Linked DNA regions of Homo sapiens: region 2 is linked to region 1. Evidence: chromatin contacts called from ENCODE Hi-C or POLR2A ChIA-PET data. All regions are on one chromosome and are shown on one strand. The core of a region is the stretch at or near the end of the contact, and the rest is flanking DNA. Distances in the headings are between cores, read along the strand shown. Region 1 overlaps LOC105375167 (a long non-coding RNA gene). Region 2 overlaps LOC105375167 (a long non-coding RNA gene).

Region 1 (3,017 bases), core at 268-2,767:
AATAAATATCTAAAGAAAAAAATTTGGCCAGGCGTGGTGGCTCACACCTGTAATCCCAGCACTTTGGGAGGCCGAGGTGGGTGGATCACAAGGTCAGGAGATTGAGACCATCCTGGCTAACAGGGTGAAACCCCATCTCTACTAAAAATACAAAAAATTAGTCGGGCGTGGTGACACATGCCTGTAGTCCCAGCTACTTGGGAGTCTGAAGCAGGAGAATCGCTTGAGCCCGGGAGGCGGTGGTTGCTGTGAGCTGAGATCAGGCCATTGCACTCCAGCCTGGGCGACAGAGTGAGACTCCATCTCAGAAAAAAAAAAAAAAAAGGAAAAAAATTTAAATGTTTAGATATCAAATAACAAGAAAATAAAGGAGAGACTTAACAAATTTCTGAATAAGGATAAATTTTAGAAGGTTAAAGTAACAGAAGAACTCATAACAACAATACTTCAGACAAGGTGAGACTATTAGAATGGTGGATTGAGGAACTTGGTAGATCCTCTCTTTAATAAACACAACAAAATATCAGCAAAATCAACATTTTTGGAACTCCAGAAATTAATCAAAGGCTTACAATACTCTGAAGAGCAATTATATTCCAGAAAAACGACTGAACTTTGTGATGTCTTAACTTGGCTTACTCCCATCCCCTTGTCCACAGAAATGCAGTTTAAAACCACAATAAGATACCACTCACGCTTACTAGATTGATTGTGATAATAATTAAGACAGACAATAACAAATATCAGTGAGGATGTGGAGAAACAGGCCTGGTGGGAATGTAAATTGGTGCAGCCACTTTGGACTATGGCTTGACAGTTTCTCAGAAAGATAAACATAAAATTATCTTTTGACTCAGCAATTCCACTCCTAAGCACCTACCAAAGAGAACGTATTTCCACACAAAAACATATGTTGATAGTACCTTATTCATCATATCCAAAACCTGAAAAACTGCTAATCAACTAGATAGACAAAAAAGGATGGAGAGACAAAATATGGCATATTCATACAATAAAATATTATTCAGTAATAAAAACAATTGAAACATGTTATGTCATGGATGAACTTCAAACATGATGCTACATGAAACAAGCCAAACAAAAGATACCACATATTGCATGATCCCATTTATAAGAGATATTCATAAAAGGCAAATTGTTAGAGAGGGAAAGTAGATTAATTATTGCCTGAGCTGGGAATGGGGAGGGGGATTAAGTGTACATAAGGAATGATCCTATTGGAAGGCTAAAAATCAGTTATAAAACTGTTTTATGTGATGTTTACACCACTCATTAAAGCTACCAGTGATCATCAAACTGTGTATTTGAAAAAGGTGAATTTTACGATATGTAAAATACACTTCAATAAAGTTAACAACAACAAGAAAATGTTTTAAGCTAATTCCCTGTCCCATAAACCAGGGGATATTTTGCTGGGTGCATTCTGGGACCAATGGCCTAGAGTCCTGGTTACGCAAAGAGGCAGGATTTCAGTTGCCAATAATGTGCTGTGCCTGGCATGGACAGAGGAAAGAATTCATACATCAGTGTCTGGTGGAGTCTTTGAATAAAAAGCCCATTAAAAATGGCCTTTCTTTAAAAACAGAGTTCTGGGTGTAAAGTCAAATTACTGGATGACAGAGAGCCAAATATGTGTAAGAAGATTTAAAGCCAAATTTAGGAGGCAGAACAGGGACAAATTCTTAAAATAGCAGAGAGATAGCTGAGCGGCCTTGGACAGCTCCACATGCACTCTAGAAGAGTGTTATGTTCACTGCCAGGCATAGTTCTTCTCTTAGATCTTAAGTAAGAATGTAAATGTTCAAGGACCAATAACCAAGTGAAAAACAAAGTAGAACTTCGTTATTCTAGACAAAAACCTTTTGTCACTGAAGCTATACTTGAGAAAAATTCAGATTATAAAACAGTTTTGTTTCTTCAATTGAATCCTTCATATTTTATCTTTCTCCTTCAACAAAGGGTAGGATATTCGCTGTACAGTTCACAACCATTCATTAAGAATTATCAAGCAAGTATTATGCGTTAAGTACTTGCACTTGGGATATGACAGTAATAAAACAGACCATAACTTTTTCCCTCGTTGAGCTTGCATCCTCACAGAGAGAGGGTAACAAGAACATACAAATAGATATAGATATCAAGTTAAGTCATATAGAGATTCTACACAAAAATATAAATAGGGAAGGGGTGTGAGCAGCAAAACAGGAAAGGCATTGTGATTTTAGGGTGGTCAAGGAAATGTCAAAGAGAAGGTGGGACACTCTGGGAAGGGTCATCCCACTGAGTGAGGCAATCTCTGCAGTGGTTGACAACTGAACATGGCTCACCAAGAGCACTCCCAGCCACACTGGCAATGTCTTTCGTTAAAGAGAAATCCAAGTCCACCATGTGCTCCAATATTCTCAAACAATGAAATGACCAGAATGAGTTATTTACCTGTGATTTAGTTATTAATCTCCACGTATAGGTGGTTACACCCCATGATAGCAAACCCAGATGAGGGAGTAACAGGAGTGTAATACGTGATTGCTAAATTATTAGGTGTAGAAGATAGTATAGGAATCCAAAAAATGTAAGAAGAATGTAGAAGGAGAAATCATCAAAACGTAGACAGATTGCAACATGGGCATTTGCCATCTCTTTAATTGTTAGGACTCATAAAATATAGATAATATTATTGGCATACTGTCTCTTTTTATTCTCAAGTACTTTAGGGTACAAGTGAAAAATTGCAGTCATATATATATTTTTAAAGTTCTATTTACTTCAAGTCAGTGCCAAATTCTCATTATTTAGCATTTATTCACATTCTAATGCAAGACAATTTAAGCTGAATCACTATTATCACAAAGACTTTTCAAGAGTGTATATCTTCAGAAATAATAATAACTAACATTTATTGAGCAATTTCTACATGTCAGGCATTATGTGGAACACTAAATAATTTATCTCTAATAAACCCATATAACAACTCACCAAGAATAGTCTAGCATTAA
Region 2 (3,046 bases), core at 369-2,868, 48 kb after region 1:
ATTGGAAGGGTGGATGGAAATACAGAGAGAAGAATTGACAGTGAAACTTGCCAATTTCATAGTCTAAGGTAATGCAGATATCCATCGGAGACCCTTCAGAAACCCTAATTCCAGAAGGCACTGACTACTCTTTAAGGAATTCAGGTCTCACTGCATTATTCATCAGAACCAGTGTCTGTGTAGATAACTGAAATAGCATATTAGATTTCTTTTTATAAAATGGAGAAAAAAATACCTCTAGATTATATAGATGGAATTTTAGCATGCAACTCTTAGCTAAAGAGAGACACACTCTCCTCTGCAGCCATCAACTGTAGGGCTTTTCATGAGGTTTCTTAGGAATACTATGAAGATCTTCCAGGGTCATCTCTGTGTTTCTGGCGTAATCCTTTGCATGTACCTTACCCTTCCTTGTGCCTTCAATCAGAAAACAACAAATTCTAGATAGTTGAGTGTATTAGTCCATTCTCACACTGCTATGAAGAAATACCCGAGACTGGGTAATTCTTAAAGAAAAGAGGTTTAATTGACTCACAGTTCAGCATGGCTGGGAAAGCCTCAGGAAACTTACAGTCATGGTGGGAGGCACCTCTTCACAGGGTGGCAGGAGAGAGAATGAGTGCTGAACGAAGGGGGAAGCCCCTTATAAAACCATCAGATCTCCTAAGAACTTCCTCACCATCATGAGAATAGCATGGGGGAAACTGCCCCCATGTCTCAATTATCTCCACCTGGTCCCACCCTTGACACATGGAGATTATTACAATTCAAGGTGAGATTTGCGAGGGGATATAGAACCAAACCATATCAGTGAGTGAAGTATTTATAAGCAATGGTGCTTTGTGTGGATCACTCTTTGAAAAGCAGTGCAGTCATTTGTGTCATTACATATATCCCTCAGTATGTTTATAAATTTCTGCTCCATGACCTATGGGTCTCAACAATAAATTGTGCTATATGACTTCTTCCATTTTTCACACTGCACTCAGAAACACAAGCCTAAAATAAATACACTGTGAATCAGGGCCATGGGAGTCTCTTCTTTTACAAGGGTTGTCCTTTGGAAGCACCTTCTCCTTCCCTAAAGAGCTTATGTTTTTACACTTAAAAATGGGTCTTTTCCATGTCCATTTCCTGAATATTTTGTTATTGATCCAAACTATTTTTTCTCTGCCTTTCATGTTATTATAAAAGAAACCTCATTGTGCCCTAGTGCATATATTAAAATATAACATAAAAGAAGATTAAAGGTATAAAACGGAAAAGTCAGCAAGCAACTAAAAATCCTAACACTTAAAAAAGAAAGAAAGAAAATGGGTTAAAAGGTTACAAAGGAAAAGAATATGGGTTTCTGGAAGAGGCTAAAATATAAACAGCCCCCTGACCTTGGGTTCAAATAAGGAATGAATAGAAGGGTTGGACATATTTATTAAGGCAGACAATTTGAAAAATTTAATCCTCAGCTAAACTAAAAAACATCCAAGGAAGGCAGTATTTGAATGTCTACCCTCAAGTCCAAGAGGAAGAATCTCTAGGGATTTTCTGGAGAGAAGAAACTCTATTACAACATTTTCCTGGCCTGAAAGCCTAGTTAGGAGGAAGTGAACAGAACCCAGCCCCAAGGCCAAATTTCAGATCAAGTGGATGGACTGCCAGGACATCCTACACACCGGACAAAGACAGTGAAGCCAAGACTACCCACATTCCCATGCTTTTAGAACCGGGGAACCTCAAGGGGGTACTTGATTTATGTGGAATAACTGGTCTGCCTAAATTCATTTAAGAAAGAAAACCTTTTCCAGCACCCTCACCTGGGATTGAGGATTTTAGAAAATGGAAATGGAAGATGGAAATATATTAAATTGCTCCTTGGCTAATATATTAGGACCCTGAAAAAAAGAGCCTAAGGTTCAAATAGTAACAATAGACAGCAGTTATTAAACACTGATTGTTCCACGCCATGTTGTTTTATATGTCGAATCTCCTTCTATCGTCACAAAAATCCTATGAGGCATATATCATCACACCAGTTTTTATAGACGAGGAAGCCTGAGCCTAGGTTCGTTCATTAGCCGATGAACATATTATAAACATGTAATGAAGAGCTATAATAGTTAATGGTAGAGACAGGATTCAACCCCCAGGTCTACCTGACTCAGGGCCTATATTCTTGACAACCTACAGTGTAGAATGAACGAACCACTGCAATAAATATAATCATGAATTAATAAGCAAACAATATGCATATGATACTCTACTTATATTAATAAATCTTACGAGCAAAGGATGTCAAAGACGACTATTTACAACTCACCTATACAACAATAAGAGCTTAGAGGGCCTAATGTTGCAAGATACAATTTGTGTATTTACTCAGGCTCTAACATTTGGAATTTCCATGAATTGATCCTAGTCCTTCATCAACTGTTATTAATCTAATTTATTAATCTTAAAATAATAAAATAAAAATTTAAAATTAAGTTACTATAAGATGTCATATCCTGTGCTGTTGCTATGCGTTCATAGAAATTTTCTCTTTTCATCTAATACCCTCTTCAGTGGTTAGTATAAAATATGCATTCAGTAAGTATTTTTAAAACAGTGTAATTAGTATTTCCCTCATTTCCCTGATGTGACAATTGACACTCAGAGAAAACTTACCAAGGACCAGAAGTCCTCATGTAGGATTCAAATTTAGTTTTTCTAACTTCAAGGCCCATGTATTTGGTACAATATCAAAAGCTACAAAATTACGAAATTAAATTGTTATAGAAACGAATAAAATGAGTTAAAAGAAGATTACACTTGGCCGGGCGCGGTGGCTCACGCCTGTAATCCCAGCACTTTGGGAGGCTGAGACTGAGACGGGCGGATCACGAGGTCAGGAGATCGAGACCATCCTGGCTAACAAGGTGAAACCCCATCTCTACTAAAAATCCAAAAAGTTAGCCGGGCGTGGTGGCGGGCGCCTGTAGTCCCAGCTACTCGGGAGGCTGAGGCAGGAGAATGGCGTGAACCTGGGAGGTGGAGCTTGCAGTGAGCCAAG

What was found. A loop is a pair of places that touch in the nucleus more often than their neighbours do. ChIA-PET counts read pairs that join two places held with the same protein, here RNA polymerase II (POLR2A).
Region 2: a map of CD8-positive, alpha-beta T cell shows a loop between it and region 1 (4-fold over the local background). The contact joins two enhancer-like sites. A Hi-C loop is called at or near these places in 3 of 168 maps with a recorded cell type or tissue (CD8-positive, alpha-beta T cell, Right ventricle myocardium superior and endothelial cell of hepatic sinusoid). POLR2A ChIA-PET finds 5 or more read pairs at or near these places in 3 of 52 experiments (Caco-2, K562 and Panc1).

Annotation. Positions count from the first base shown.
Region 1 is chr7:15,745,880-15,748,896 of GRCh38, forward strand. All of the region lies in intron 2 of LOC105375167 (a long non-coding RNA gene), which reads right to left. Among named protein-coding and RNA genes, the nearest start is that of LINC02587, 59 kb to the left of the region's middle. Within about 2 kb of position 1,518, at least 2 of the 41 ENCODE cell types and tissues checked have a DNase peak (open chromatin) inside an H3K27ac peak, as active enhancers do.
Region 2 is chr7:15,793,967-15,797,012 of GRCh38, forward strand. The region is part of intron 1 of LOC105375167 (a long non-coding RNA gene); the gene reads right to left. Among named protein-coding and RNA genes, the nearest start is that of LINC02587, 110 kb to the left of the region's middle. Within about 2 kb of position 1,619, at least 2 of the 41 ENCODE cell types and tissues checked have a DNase peak (open chromatin) inside an H3K27ac peak, as active enhancers do.